2 separate regions of the Mus musculus genome follow, and region 1 is linked to region 2. The links are chromatin loops, found by intact Hi-C in ENCODE. Cell type or tissue: gastrocnemius. All regions are shown on one strand.

Region 1 (8,000 bases), 510 kb after region 2:
CTTGTTTTTGTATGGCAAGGATGAAATGAGGGCTCTGTCCATGTTGAACAACTGTGTTTTCTACTAGCAAACACATCTCTTTAATTCAGAGTACATGCATCTCTATTCTTGGCAAACAGAAATGACTTGACTAAAAATAATCATGAATTCAGGATTCTTTTCAAAGAATCCAATCAGCAGACACAGAATAAATGTTTAGCTCCCTTGTTTCCTGAATACTTTCTTGTGGGTTTCTAGTTCATGTGAATCATGTCAAAAGTACTGACAAACTTACAATTTAATAATCAAGGCACCTATTATAATAGACTTTGTATCGTAAACTAGAATATAATTGGAATAACTACTTAACATCTACCTGGCATGGTTTTTCTCTAGAAAATGAAACTGAATGGGAATGATCAGTGGCAAACCTACTCATTAACAGCATTAAATATGGCCTTCCCACAGGACACTGCTACTTTTCAGATCTAAAGCCCTTGTAACAAGGTACTTACCAACCTCTCACCGAAAAGATCAGCTAATCTGCCACTGGCATTACGTATACAGCCAAGTTGGATATTTTATATAAATATAGTATGTTAAAACACTTGAAATTAAAGATGTGTTAGAATTAAAAAATCCTTACAAACTCTTAGCAGCTCTTTCTAAATTGCTGTAAACATTATTTACTGTGTTCTAAACTATGTTGGTCATTAAGTTCGGCAGCTCTCCAAAAGTAAATGTCTTATAAAAGGGTAAGCAAGCTCTCATAGGATATGTTAAAGCAGGGAGAGGTCAACTTCAAGCAAGACAGCTTAAAAGAGAAATGGTTGATGTTCAAGGGACTACAGAACATCTGGTGACAGGTGGGACATACAACATCAGGACACTTACCTGCCAGGGCCTTGATGCGGGAGCGCTCAAAGAGCCTTGCAGAGCTGTTCTCATTGTCCCAGTCATCCACATCCCAGCGGTTGTTCACATCACTGTACTGCTGCTGGATCTCAATGTTGTCATAGTCTGTGGCTACCGTGGTCGTCATCTTGACTGTCTCAGCTGCTTGTCCACATCAGTTACTTTTCAGAGTTCTGTGAGTAAAAAAGGAAAAGCACAGGTGTGTATACAAAGTGTACATCCTCTATACACCTGCTGGGGTGATAATAAGGAAAAACTAGGACAGTCACTGCTTGTCCAGATGTGCCTTCTAGAGCCAAGGCCAGTTCTGAACTTTGGCTCTGCTTCATAGCACATGTGTGACCTCGGTCATGCTACTTTAATGCTTTCCCCAAACCCGGAGGAGGGAGAAGACTGAAGGAAACACTGGGTGCCAAATTAATGTTCTTTCCTAAAGGAGTTTAAAGTGTCTGGGCAGTGATGGTGCACACCTTTAATCCCAGTACTCAGGAGGCAGAGGCAGGCTGATCTCTATGTGTCTGAGGCCAGCCTGGAGTACAAGACAGCTATGGCTACACAGAGAAACCATGTCTTGAAAAAAACCAAAACAGAGCAAAATGAACCAAAAAAGTTTAAGGTGAAGGTTTAATGTTTTATCAGGGCTGTATCAGCATCTACATGGATCTTTTTAAGTGAATTCCCTTAGTTTTATTGTCTATTACCGTTTAGTTTTTCCTTCATAAGCTACTATATAAGAAAAACTAACAAATCATTCTGTCTCTATGTCTCATTTACATATTAGAATTGATGCCTAAGGTTAAGATGGAAGCATATGGCAACAAAGATAGTATCCATGCATAGTAAATACTCAATAGGTATTATAATTATTTATACCATTGTTACTATAAATTCTAGGACCAATACCAATAGTAATGCCCACTCCTTTAAAGCCCTTGAGGATAATGGTGGGTTTTTTTTTTTTTAAGGAATAACTATGAAATAAGCTCTGGCTCACTAAAGTCTTCACTTTATCAATGTATTCTTGGAGGATCAAGAGAAATATGTTTAGTTTTAAATACAGTTTCTCCATTCAATACAGCTATTACTCACATGCAGAACCCAACCATATTGAGGAATTACTACATGATCAGCAGTGCTCTAGATTCCTGGGGAGAACAATAAATGACACAAGTGTTACATCCTCATAGAAGGGAGACCAAAAACACACACACACAAAAGCCAGAGAGTTTAAGGAAAATAAAATACAAACAGATGAATTTGAAACTGGCTATTTTAGACTGGTCAGAAATAAATACTCTGCTTAGTGTAGGTCTCGGTGTCTAAAAGGTACAGATCATGGCCAGATCAAGAAGAATGGCACACCAGACAAAGGTACACCAAGGTATGCTCAGTATAGTTGGAGTCAGGTGTGCAGAGGGAAAGGTAAGGAGAGACAAGGCTAGGGGAGCTAGACAGGGCTCCCCTGCATAGCTCATCAGACTTGGCTGATGATGACCTTTGAGTCAGCATCGGCCACTGGTGGATGTGATTCTAAAGGATAGTTCTTGGTGCCATGTGGAAACAGATTCTAGGAGGCTACTCCAACGATGGAAGTGGTTTGGCACTGGCAGTAGTAGACGTGAATGTGGTAGTAGTGTGCGTGGGTATGTGTCAGGCATGCTGACAGGACTTGGAGAAAGGCCTGGATGAAAGGCTTGGATTCAGACTCAATCTTGGAGAACCAGACCTAAGGCTGAACTCTGGTTAACTAACAGGCTGGTGTCTAGCACCAGTTTCCAAGTTACTCCCCAACAAAACTTATGTGTAGCACCAGTTGGTTATTCTCCAACAAATCCGCACTCCAGGTTACAAGCCTGCCCTTGATACGTCACTTCTAACAACCATAAATCAGGAGAAAAGAATGTTGTTTATGGTTTGACACCTAGCACTAGCCAATTATGTTAACGGACAGCAACAGCCCCCCAATCAGATGCTTGCCAGAATAGAAACCTCCACCCCTTGCTAGCCATTTCCTATAAAACCTTGCCCAGATGAAAGTTCAGGGCAGCTTCAGCAAACCGTCCTGTGGGTCAGTGGTGAGTAAGCCCAGGCAGTCTGCTCCTGGTTGGTCTTTTTGGGCTCTTGAATGCATCTTGGTACAATATGGCTAGTCCTATGGCATTTCTAAGGTTCTGTGGTTAATTCTATTGCTATGGTTAAGTTCCTGTATGTGTTCAATTTCACTACAGGGACTCAGGCTCAATCAGTTACACAAAGCTATCCAAGTAAGTTAACTGCAAATCTAAGAAGGGAATATGATGGAGATAGCTTCTGTCTCATTGGTAGAAAGATCACAAGGCAAATGGTGCTGGTTATTTCCTCTCCTTCTCTCTTCTCACATTAAGATTAAAAAACTAATAGTAAGAGCTTTGTACATGGATGCTCACTTGGCCCAACTGTCACTCAATGTGCACCAAGAATGTGCACAGGGGTCAGTCTGCATAGCTCATTACTAGCATCTGTATGCTAATAGAATAAGATCACCACCCAGCAATACAGGACTACAATAGGGTCTCCATGCTGAAATGAACCACCTGTGTCTTGACTGGCACCATCAGTGGCCCAAAACGTCCCCTGCCTCCTCTTTTACCATTATAGTTCTCTCACAAGCCATCAACATATCCTATGTGCTCTTGAGGAAATAGCACCACATCCACTGACAAATGATCCACAGCATCTGCTCTTGCATTCATTCACTACAGCATAAACATCACATTCCTTCCTGGAAGTGAAATTCCCCCCAGACAGATGCAATCAAGCCTAACAATACAAGTGTGTTGGTATACTCATTTAACAGTTATGCTAACAACATATTTACAGGTTTTTACAAAACCACAAATGAACAGCTAAAACCTATTGACTGAATGACCTTATAGTTAAGCAACTCTAACACAGGGATGGGCGCAAGACGTGGGAAGGACCAGCCATATAGTCACACTAGTAACCTTGGAGATGGTCAATTTTCACGACTACTGCAACATCGCAGCCTTTTATAAAATCTGTCTTGGAATATTTTATCTCTAGTAAAGAAAACCTTTACAATACTATTAACTCCTTGGAGTATAATCATTCAAAGTATAGAAAAGTTGATTTAATCCAACTCAAGGAGAAACCCAAACAGGGCAAACCCTTCACCAAGGAAGTTCTAGCTATTTGGTGCCATCTACTGACCAAGCTGGATAAGCTACACTGTGGCCCCAGAGCCCGTAGCACCTGCCTAGGTGCCTACTCCTTTGTTCTGGCTCCGGAGTCTCCTACTGAACCCCTTCCCTGCTCTCACAAGTGACTGAACCTCTTCACAAACCTGACCCATCACCAGGTACCAGCTGCCCTCCAGTTTCCCAATGAGTTATTCCTAGATCCATGAATCAAATAAGCTCTAGAGTTTCAGCATGGGCTGCTACATGTCATAACCATTAAGAAAGAAGTGAATTTCAGGCCGGGCATGGTGGCGCACACCTTTAATCCCAGCAACTCGGGAGGCAGAGGCAGGCGGATTTCTGAGTCCAAGGCCAGCCTGGTCTACAAAGTGAGTTCCAGGACAGCCAGGGCTACACAGAGAAACCCTGTCTCAAAAAACCATTTCTGAGTTCGAGGCCAGCCTAGTCTACAAAGTGAACTTCGGGATAGCCAGGGCTACATAGAGAAATCCTGTCTCAGAAAACAAAGCAAGACAAAAAATAAAGGAGAAATTACTGAATAGGACTTTGCTATTGATTACACTGAAGAGACAATAGGACGCCATGGAGATGAGAATCAGATGTCAGTCGGTGAATTCAAATTCCCAATTTTAAAAAATTGAATATTTTATTTATTTACATTTCAAGTGTTATCCCCTTTCCAGATTTCCCTCCCCCAGAAACATGTTATCTCATCCCCCCTCCTCCTGCATCTATGAAGGTGTACCCCTACCCACCTACCCACTCCCACCTCTCCACCCTAGCATTCCCCTACTCTGGGGCAAGGAGCCTTCAGGGAACCAAGGGCCTCTTCTCCCATTGATGCCCAACAGGGCCATTCTCTGCTACATATATGGCTGGAGCCATGGGTCCCTCCAAGTGTACTCCTTGGTTGATGGTTTACACCCTAGGAGCTCTGGTTGGTTGATATTGTTGTTCTTCCTTTGGAGTTGCAAACCCCTTCAGCTCCTTCAGTCCTTTCTCTAACTCCTCCATTGGTGATCCCGTGATCAGTTCAATGCAAAACCACAAATTTTAATAAATGACCTTCACTTTTCTTCTGAGGTACAACCCTCATTAGCTATCCACATCAGAGGTATACCTAAAACTCGAGGATCTTAAATAAATGAGGATGTGGACTGGCCCTTATTAAGGTATAATTACAGCCTAGCTCAGCATCTTGTCTGGCCATTTCTCCCAGCACATATATTTGAAATGGGAGGTCTTATCTGTCCTGAAGGACTGAACATTCATCGTGGATGTATGCTAATGTAATCTATGTAAGCATCTAGTGTAAGCACAAAAACACAGACAGTACATGTATGATATTGAAATATGGCAGGTAATGCAATAATGGAAGCCATGTCTATAAGACTACAGAATGGGGGATAGGAATGACAAATAGCTAAGGAGAAAACTTCCATGTGCTCTTGAAAGAAAGCCTGAGAAGACAGGAAGGTGAGGAACATACTGCTTCCTGTCAAAAAATTAGAATTTCATACAACAGTCTGTGATGTAGAAACCAACAGAGGGCTGCTCCTCCCTACACTGTCTGCTACGGAGGACAACTGAAGGGTTGACCATCCTCTGCCTACAATATCCTAATGAAAGCAACTGCAAAAACCTTCATTCCCAATGTTCAGAGATCACTTTCCTACCAGATACAAAGGGCCACTGGGAATTGGCATATGCATATTACTTGAAACAAATCTTGTTTTTTTTTTTTTTTTTAAGGTAAGCAAATTCAGCCAGGTTCTATAAGGAGTGAAATTACCCTTAAAAAGATGCCAGCAAGAAACCCAGTGGCTTAGTCACTTCTATATTAAAACATTCAGCCAGTCTTGTCATCATAGCTTAAGGACTTATTGAGGTTGGGAAAATGGTCCAGCAATTACAGGAAGTTTCTGGTCCTGAACCTTAGGTTCAGTTCCTAGCACTAACATCAGCAGTCCACAACTGTCTGAAACACAGTTCTAGGGAATTCAACTTCCTCTTCTGATTTCCACAAACACTACACACATAGGCACACCCACAGAACTAAAATTAAAAATTTAAAAGCACTTAAAAACCACAAGCATAGCCACAAGCAAAGCTCTATAAAAATACAGGAGGAGAGAATGGGATCCCTCCCCTCTGTCCTTCCTCTATGTCACAGAGAACAAAAGAAGGAACAATGAAATGATACGCACATTTAGTATTTGAGTTTCTTCAATAAAAATCTTGATATTAAGTATGAGTTAAGTTCATTTGCTATTTCTGTTATTCATTTTCTCTGCCTATATATGTGATAAGTATATACATTTTAAATATAATCTTGCTAAGTCCTAATCTTTTTTTTTTTTTAAATCAGCTGTTTTGAAAGTAAACAAGCTGGGCATGGTGGCACACGCCTTTAATCCCAGCACTTGGGAGGCAGATGCAGGTGGATTTCTGAGTTCGAGGCCAGCCTGGTCTACAGAGTGAGTTCCAGGACAGCCAGAGCTACACAGAGAAACCCTGTCTCGAAAAAAACAAAAAACTAAAAACAAAACAAAACAAAAAAAGAAAAAAGAAAAGAAAACAATAAGACAAGGAAGAGTTAGCTTCTCTGATCTGTCATTCATCAGCCTTGAAAGTCACTGAATTCGAACCAGACTAACTTTTTTAAAGTGCATAGCTATGATAATATACACAACAGTTAAAAGGCTATCTTTGTTTCTGCTCCACTTACAATGAGTAATTAAAACTGAAATCATTAACTCAGAACAGGCCTAGCATCATGGTTCACAGACAATGTAGTGTTTCTGACCATTATAGTATTTTCTGCCTTACATATACTTTCAAACAGTTTTAAATAACATCAGAATATAGTGCCAATGCCAAAATGCCAGCCCTGCACTTCAGCAAGTTAGGCATTTAAGTGCTTTATTTGTTCTGAAGCTTGGTGAGCCAGAGCTGTGCTTTCCTGAACAGCAGAGTAACACTATTCAACAGCGTGGACTCTGTTTGGGAGCTTGTTCTTCTGGAGCAAATTCATCAAGTAAAATGCACACCTCAATTTTCTGGAATAAATATCAAATGAAAGCATGCGAAACTGCCACAAACAACAACCGTGTATCAAATGTCCCTGACACACACAGAGGTCCGGGATCCTACCTGTTCTAGACATTGTCATAGAACCACTACCCCCACCATAGCAAGTGCTCACAAACAATCTCAGATGAAATGACAGGTGGAAGACTGTCGCCACCCAGCTTCTAAGTATAAAACACAAAAATACTATTTCTGCCCAAGGCATATGAATCCTGGACCCCAGTATGAACTGCTATTGTGTAAGGGGACAGCCTGTCCTTTATGCAGATTCATTTAGCAAAGAATGAATTTTTATGAGAAATTTATTTTCACCCGGCTCAAAGTAGGGTGGGCTATTCTTAGGTAGAACTAAAGAAATACTAATTTTACTTGATTTGCCTATAATATTTATTACAAATATATACTTTATTGTAAATAAGATTATTTCCCCTTTACAAAATGACTTAAGTTCTAGGTACAATTGGCTGCCCAAATGTTCAGGTTTAAACTGTATTCACTTTGTTCAAGGGCCACTCATACAACCTACTGCTGAGCGGAGCACTTTCTCAGCCTCCCCCTCTGTGTGCTAGCTGAGTGTTTTCCAAGTTGAGGTAGAAATCTGTAGTCTTGTAAATTAACAAAAAAAATTACATGGAAGCTGGCCTATGACACTCAAAAGAGAGAACATGACAATCCCAGAAAAAACATTTAAGCACAAACAAACTTCTGTTTCTACAATTGCTTAAACATGATCACAATCTAAAAGAATTGTTCAACAAAAACCAATATATGCAGTATGGGATACAATCAAATTCTGTACATAACTGTTTAAAAGTC
Region 2 (8,000 bases):
AAGTTCAGGGTTGGGCAAAAAGATCCTGTCTCAGTAAACAACCTGTGGCATCTATATGATGTACTTAAATGAGCACGCATGCACACTCCCTCCTCCCAAGGTGTAAGAACAAACAAGGACAAGAGTCTTTGGTAAAAGGCTTTTGGGTAACTGATGGGGAGAATAGACAAAAGCAGTAAGAAAAGATAGAGTGTGACCTAGCCAGGCTTCTAGAATGATGGTCTAGATCGGGAAGCAGCATTAGATAGCAGCAGAGTACTTGACTTGCCTTGTCTCCAGTTGTGCAAAGTATGGGAAAGTAAGCAGCCTTGATTTTAGAAGCACCACAGGGAAAGCAGTGTCAAAGAAGAGTTGTTTGTTTGTTTTTTTTTTTTTTTTTTTTTTTGGTTTTTCGAGACAGGGTTTCTCTTTATAGCTCTGGCTGTCCTGGAACTCACTTTGTAGACCAGGCTGGCCTCGAACTCAGAAATCCACCAGAAATCCACCTGCCTCTGCCTCCCGAGTGCTGGGATTAAAGGCGTGCGCCACCACGCCCGGCGAGAGTGAGGTTTTAATGAATGGGAAGTGAAAGAAGGAATGCTTTATAAAAAATGAAGGATTAGAAGAGATGGCTCAGGATCAATAGGTTTCAAGCAGCATGTTAACGTGCCCTAGGGGAAACTGTAAACATGCATGATAACACGGTGCGGTAAGGCTAGGGAGAAGCAGGCATATGGGCAGTATTGAAATACCTGTGAAATCGCCTTCTAACTTCATGCTACCTCCCAAAACTCAACTCTAGTCATATGTTCTTAGTTTGATTTTGGTAAACCTAGGATCTATAGCCCCTAGTTTGGAATGAAAAGGATTAAAGAGCAGCAGTGCCTTAGAAGGCTAAATAAAAATGCTGAGGAATGGGTTGGTGCTGATTTTTAAGGAAACAATATCTTCAAGAAAATCATTTAGCTCAACCTTTTCCTCCCTTGTATGTATGTAGAGATAGAGACAGCATATGTGTGTGCCCCTGAGGTTGATGTTGGGAATCATCTGCAACCACTTTCTACCTTACATTGAAGCAGGTCTCACATATGGCTAGCCAGTCTGTTCTAGGGACCCTATCTCTGCTTCCCATATGCTGGGATTACAGGTGGGTCACTGTGCCCATCTGGCTTTTTGTGGTTCTAAGATGGCAGACTGATGCTTGTTTGTGTGGAAGGTGTTTAACTTCTGAGCCATATTTATATATTTAGGGTACTGTGTGATAATTTGATAACTTTCCAGTGATCAAGTTAGCATTCCCATGTCGTTTTTTTTTTTTGTTTGTTTTTGTTTTTTGTTTTTTTTAAGACAGTTTCTCTGTGTAGCTCTGGCTGTCCTGGAACTTGCTCTGTAGATCAAGCTATCCTCAAATTTTCAGAAATCCACCTTCCTCAGACTCATGAGTGCTGGGTTGCACCACCACTGCCCAGCTTGTCAGTAATTTTTAAACTTAGCATTAGCTGCTATGTCCATTCTCACTAGAGGAATAGAACATAATTTGCATTTAACAAATGTGTGTAAGCCTTTAATCCTAGCACTTGGAAGTCAGAGGCAGGCAGATTCTCTGAGTTTGAGGCTAGACTGGGCTATTGTAAGTTCCAGGACAGCCAAGGCTACACAGAGAAACCCTGTCTTGGAGAAAAAAAAAAAAAAAAAAAAACAACAACAAAACAACATAACAAGTGTGTATATTCCATAAAATTCACAGGAAGTGTTTGTATAATTTGGATGACATGAATTCTAGTCTTTCTCACATCTAGATAGATGTTGACTTCCTTTACTGTAAAAGGAATGAAGTTAGATTAGATTTTTCTGCTTGATATTTTTCTTAATTACAATAAACATCTATTAAAAGCAGGTACTTATAATTGCTTTGGCTTGGTTGTTTGAAGTACTATCCTGTATTTCTTTTCTTTGAGAGTGGGGGAGACAAAAATCTTTGTTCTCATGTAACTTTGGCATGCACACACACACACAACACATGGTTTTGTTCAAGTAGCTTACAGGCTGTGGTCCAGGTAGTCCAACAATGGTTATCTCTTGAAAGAAAGGCCAAGGATCTGGTTATAAAACTGAAAGTCTTAGCCATCTCAATCTTTTGCAGCGTTCAGGTAATTCCTTCAGAGGTCTTGAGTCTATGTTGGAACCTCACAGAAGTACATTCTAATACCACCAGGGGTATTAGTGCCTTAGTAACGGGATAGATGAACTTGCCAGAGAGACTGAGGTTAAGGAAGCAAAAAGCAAAAGCTTTTTATGCAGGCTGGCCCAGATTTAGGGTGAATCTTTTTCCACCTTCAGATAATCCAGGTTTAAGGTGGGTCTTCCCATCTCAAATGATCAAATCAAGAAAATCCTCCACAGGTGTGCCCAACTACTTGGGTTTCTTCAGATTTATTTTATGTGTATGAGTGTTTGCTTGTATTGCTTCTATATATGCATCACATGAGTTCCTGGTGCCAGGGAGGTCAGGGTGTATTGACTCTCCTGGAGCTGGAGTTAAAGATGGTTGTGAGCTATCAAGTTGGTAGAGGTTTTTAACTTTCTTTTTGGTTTTTCGAGACAGGGCTGTATAGCCTGTATAGCCCTGGCTGTCCTGGAACTCACTTTGTAGACCAGGCTGGCCTGGAACTCAGAGATCCGCCTGCCTCTGCCTCCCAATTGCTGGGATTATAGGAGAGCGCCACCACGCCCAGCGGTTTTTAACTTTCTTTGTTAGGTTTATTCTAAGGGTTTTAGAATTTGAAACAGGTTCTCTCTGTGCAGCGGGGTGGGGAACCTGGAACCCTCCCTATGTAAATCAGATTGGCCATGAGTTTAATTCTTCCCGCCTCTATACCCTGAGTGCAAGATTAAATGCTCTTCACCACATTGTTTCTTGTTCAGTGTGCCCTTTGATGGTATGTAGACAGTCTACTGTATCTTTAATGCTAACTTTGAATCCTAACCATTTTGTAGAAGGTGTTTATCAGATTATCAGCCTTCTTGTGGAGTCTCGAGGGTCTCTGATGTATAGAATTGTAACACTTGAAAATAGGATTTTTTTTCTTAACTACTTCCTTTCTTATTTAAATGCCTTTTATTACCTTCCTGTGTGTTACTACCAAAGCCAGGATTTCAAGCATTTATTGGTCATTTGTGCTTTAGTTTTTATGAATTGCTTGTTTAACCTTTGTTCATTTTTCGATTTTGATGCTCTATGATCTTGTTTTTATGTGCAGGGTGCAAAGTCTTCTCTCTCTAAGATTTTTATGCACACATCAGTGGACAGTTTGACTTTTACAAAGGAAGCCGCTTTCTTTTTACTACTCTTAATTTTATTCTTACTTAGTTCCAATTTATTTATAATTGTCGCAGTTATTTTTATTCCCATCATATTCTGATCTAGCCTCCTGGTGCCAGGCAACCATTCAACTGTTGGATGATTGAGAATAGCTTTTGCTAGTTTCCCAGTGGTTGGTTAGGCAATCAAATGCAGATTTGGGTGTTGGTGCCATCTAGTGTGGGTAATGGTAAAACCATTTCTATGGAATATTTGATAAGTAACCATACTGAATAAATGTGGCTGGTCACAAAATTTCACACTTGTTATAAAACAAATTTATAAACTATTTTGAATTTTGACATTTTGTACAGAATTAAATACTTGAGCTATGCTATAAGCATTCTGAAATGACCCTGAAGATGTGTTTCTGTTAAGGTAAAAGGCCTAATGACTTAATTTTTAAATTGTAAGTTTAGAAATACTTTGGGTCTTTAACTCACTCACTCTCTCTCTCTCTCTCTCTCTCTCTCACATGCTTGTGCATTCGAGGTCATTGCATTCAAGGTCTCATATTTGATGAGGCATGTCAGTTTGACTTCACAAAGGAAAGCCTGTTTCATTTTTTAGTACTCTTTTATTTTTACTTTTAGTTCTGATTTATTTATAATTGTCTGGATTCTTGCAGAGTTATTTTTATTCCCATCATATTCTGATTTAACCTCCTGGTGCAAGAGAAACATTTTCAGTTTCTCTGGATTTTAATATTCATATATTGAAATTGCTATGTGATGTTGTTAAAAGAGTTTGAAAATGCTCAATTTTTTGTCATTTTGAATGTTATTTTTTAGATTTCAAATCCTATTCCATTTTTGAATATTGAGTTCACCATTGTTGAAGTACTGACTTTTAGTCCATAGAGGGCATTAGATTACAGCATATGGTAGGGTTTATGGTTGTTAATGTCTCTCAGCAGTAAAACATCTAGTTTTGTACCTCTGTGTGCTTAGAATTCTAAAATTAGTTTCAAGACTGCTGTGTAACTGTCACTGTTTCATATTAATAAAAGATTCGGGCTCTCCATTATTAATAGACGTCTAAATCGTAGCTTCCCAAAACAATATACAAGCAAAGTAAATGGCTGCTCTCTTCTCTTTTCTCTTTTCCTTCCTTTTCCTTTTCCTTTTTTTCTTTTCAATCTTTAAAGGCACAGGGAAATTTAAAAGGAAGGAAGGAAGGAAGGAAGGAAGGAAGGAAGGAAGGAAGGAAAAGGAAAGGGGAAGAAGGGGAAGAAGAGAAAGGGGAAGAAGGAGAGGAAGGGGAAGAAGGGGAAGGGAAAAGCAAAACAAACCAAAAATTTTGCTGGCATTAAAAGTAAAAGAAGTGGAAGGAGTTTGAGAGAGCAGGATGAGGTGAACACCAGGTGGGCTTACTAACTAGGTTGTTTTGTTTCTTTTTTGAAACAAACATAACTATATAATGTTAGCTGGCCTTGAACTCAGAGAATGCTACCTGACTGCTTTCCCAATGCTGGTTTAAAGGTCTGTACCATTCTGGGCTTTCACATCTGCTTTGAGACAGTTCTCTTGTGCTTAAAATCCTTCCAAATAGATACAAACTTTAAAAAAAAAAAAAATGCTCCCCAGGCAGTGGTGGCGCATGCCTGATTCCAGCACTTGGGAGGCAGAGGTAGGTGGATTTCTGAATTCGAGGTCAGCCTGGTTTACAGAGTTGAGTTCCAGGACAACCAGGGCTACACAGAAACCCTGTCTTGAAAAAACAAAACAAAACAACCCCAAAACTCACACATGCTACTTTATCAGAGATTTTTTTTATTAGCAACTTATTTAATTATATTTTTTCTTAGTTAACCATGCATTGTAAAAAAAAAAAAGTGTTTTGACTAAGGTAAGAGAGACATTGAAAGTAGGTAATTTTAGATCATCGTACTCTTTAGAAGTGAGTTGGAGACCTTGCAGGTCTTTGGTTTTATTTTTTTAGCATTATATTTACAAGTTTGATCTGTGACTCTTCCTTTGGCATTCTGTAAGGAGAAAATAGAATACTACACCAGATATTCAAAGCATCACGTTGCCAGTTGGTTTGCATGTGTATTATTTGAGGACTATTCTTGAGAGAATTTTATTCTTTAAAGGTTGGTATTTAAATTCATTTAGATGAAGTTTAATGAGAAAGTATGACCCATAAATTGTGTACTCATAAATTTTGCTCGTTGATTTTTCAGAGTAAAATATTTTTGCTTGGCTAACTTAAAAACTGCAGTTTTAAAACACTGAGAAAGAAGTGGGTAAAAATGTCAGCTGGTACCTATGAGTTAGCTAGTTTTCTCTATACTTACCATAAATTGTAATAACTAAAACTAAAGAATTGATTATCATTCTGCAAAAACTTAACTTAAGGCTTTTAATTTGCTTTCTTAAATAAAAGCTTACAGTATGAAAAGTACATTTAATATTCATATGAGTGGATTATTACACACACATTCTTGGCACCTTAAAATTAGCAGACAAGTGAAGTATTATAAATATGTGAGTTACATATATGCTGAATATGTTTACCTTAGAGAATATGTAACTTGAAGGTACTATTTACTGTCTTCTGGTGTTTTTGTTCTAGTGGAGCTCAGATTAGAACCCATGCCTTGAGCCTGTTAGGTATACACTTTACGAGTTAACTATACTCCCCGTCCTTGTCTGTCAGTTTGAAAGAGTTCATTTAAAAAATACTGTCCTGGAAGTATTCTGTATTCTTTGAACAGTTTTGGATGCTAAACCGTTATGTGAAGAGGTCACACAATTTCATCTTTGATGTAATATGGTGGTGACAGTGTTCTCAGAATAATTATATCATATAAGGTCTCAGCAAGTAAAGTTAGAAATACTTCAGAATTCTTTTAAAATTGCTTTTATTTATAATTGTGCAAGAGGGACTTAAAAATGAGTAATTGGCATTCTGAACACTTAAGGATTTTGCAAGGTTTTGCAGGCCCACATAAGTGAGCATATTTCAGGAAGATATCCCCATTTCAGTGTGGTTACAGCCATGAGATGCATGTACTTTTATGCATTGATTTTATATATATTACATCTTCAAATGCCATACGTATTTAAATATATTTTAGCTGATTAAATTGGCACTGTTCATTTCCTTTTCTGCTTAGGCAAATTTAGCATCAGGTAAAAATCAGTTGTAGAACATTAGAAAGACACACTGGAATGACTGAAAGTTTAATAAATTCTGAAAAAATGGGAAATTCTGGAACCATTTATTTTTATGGCTATTAAATTGTGCCATTTTCATGGGGTAAATGATATAGTTATTAGTACATGACCGTTTCTCTCCCAGCCAAAGATTTATTGCAATGGTAGGTAGTTGAGTATTTATTAAAAGATTGAATTGGAACAGGTAACAATTAATCTAGATTTGGAGGAATCTAGATTTTTAGAAATGTAAAGGAAAAAAAAACCTGATCATACCTTCCAGGATGCAAAATATGAGTTCTCTAAGCCTCAGTAAACCCAGAAAAAAAGGCAGTTCACAACCTTGAAATTGAAGTTATTAACCCATTTGGATTAGTCCATTTCTGTCTTGTGGGTTAACTGTTGATTTTAGAGTTTCAAGTAAAACTGAAACAGCAGCACAATTGAACTGTCCCTAATAAAGAAAAGTCAAGTCTGTGGGTGCAGACTTAGTTCTGTGTGTTTCAGGTATATTTAGCGGTTGGCTCTGTTAGAGAGTCTTTTCTTTTGGTAGCTGCCTCCTTCCCTGCAAAGGTAGCTCCATTTGGCATGATCAGCAAGCAAATGGCTAAGACAATGAGCAGATAGAAGGGAAAGCATTAATGTCTGGGTATTAGCAGCCTAGTTACAGATTGTACTGCGTCAGCTTGCTCCACACCCCAAAGACATCAGGTGACTCCAGTTGTTCAGCCGGGACTGCAGGCTTAGGTTGAGCAAACGGGTATCTCATGTCTCAGGGAGAATTTTGCAATTTACAGCTTTTCTGTTAGTATGCATAATTTGTAATTGCTGCTGGAGGGCAGATCGTGGCAAGAAATGGACGATCAGAAGAAACGTTGGAAGGACAAGGGTATGTCTTTTAATCTTTTACTCCTTTTTATGTAACCAGTAAGATTTCTGTGGGTAAGCTTTGTAGTTTAGATATACTCGGGATTGAAAGCGGAGCCTGTGATCATGTAATGCTTAAGATTAACATAAAACAGCTGCTTCTGGTGTTTTTTACAGTTGATTGTGTGCAGGAAAGATATCATATTCTTTTTCACTGGTGTTTGGTTTAGTAATTTTAGACGTGTCTGTTGTTTCTTTTCTAATCTTGCGCGTTGAAATTGGTATGGGATTAACATCTCATTTGTTGGTCACTTTGGTGTGAGGAATGTATAATAAACATTACATTCTTCTGTAGTCTGTGATGACATTTCATGATGACTTTAAATAAAGCTCAGCTGGTGTGCCTGAGATCTATCCCTAGGTTTGTAGGTAGCAGAATTGCATTGTATCTTTGAAAATCTAAAGTGAACATTTGAAGTTCTTACTTGAATGCATTTTAATTTTTATGTAACTTGAAACTATTCAGATGTATACAGAGTTTTAAATGTATCCCCAAATTTACTAACCTTTGTCCTTGTAATAACCAATTAATGATCTTGATCCCCGTCCTCCCCCTTGAAAACTCAGATTTT

Evidence for each region. Peaks named below come from ENCODE experiments on the same cell type or tissue, not always from the same donor. Only the 100,000 strongest peaks of a DNase experiment are listed, where the experiment ranks them.
Region 1: it touches region 2 in a loop (6-fold over the local background); 5 of 42 quality-filtered maps call a loop at or near these places.

What each region holds. Positions count from the first base shown.
Region 1 is chr11:30,218,706-30,226,705 of GRCm38, forward strand. Sptbn1 (spectrin beta, non-erythrocytic 1) reads right to left here and starts at 1,067. Exons shown (of 35, transcript NM_175836.2): 1 at 874-1,067. The coding sequence starts at 1,021. It overlaps Gm51887 (a long non-coding RNA gene), which reads left to right and starts at 2,912. Exons shown (of 3, transcript XR_003949652.1): 1 at 2,912-2,969. In gastrocnemius, a CTCF peak has its summit at 4,107 (motif pointing left); no DNase peak of the experiment used is centred here.
Region 2 is chr11:29,711,493-29,719,492 of GRCm38, forward strand. The region is part of intron 3 of Rtn4 (reticulon 4); the gene reads left to right. Among named protein-coding and RNA genes, the nearest start is that of Rtn4, 23 kb to the left of the region's middle. In gastrocnemius, CTCF peaks have their summits at 3,512 (motif pointing left) and 4,201; a DNase peak (open chromatin) is centred at 3,481; H3K4me3 peaks cover 1,271 bases; H3K27ac peaks cover 2,945 bases.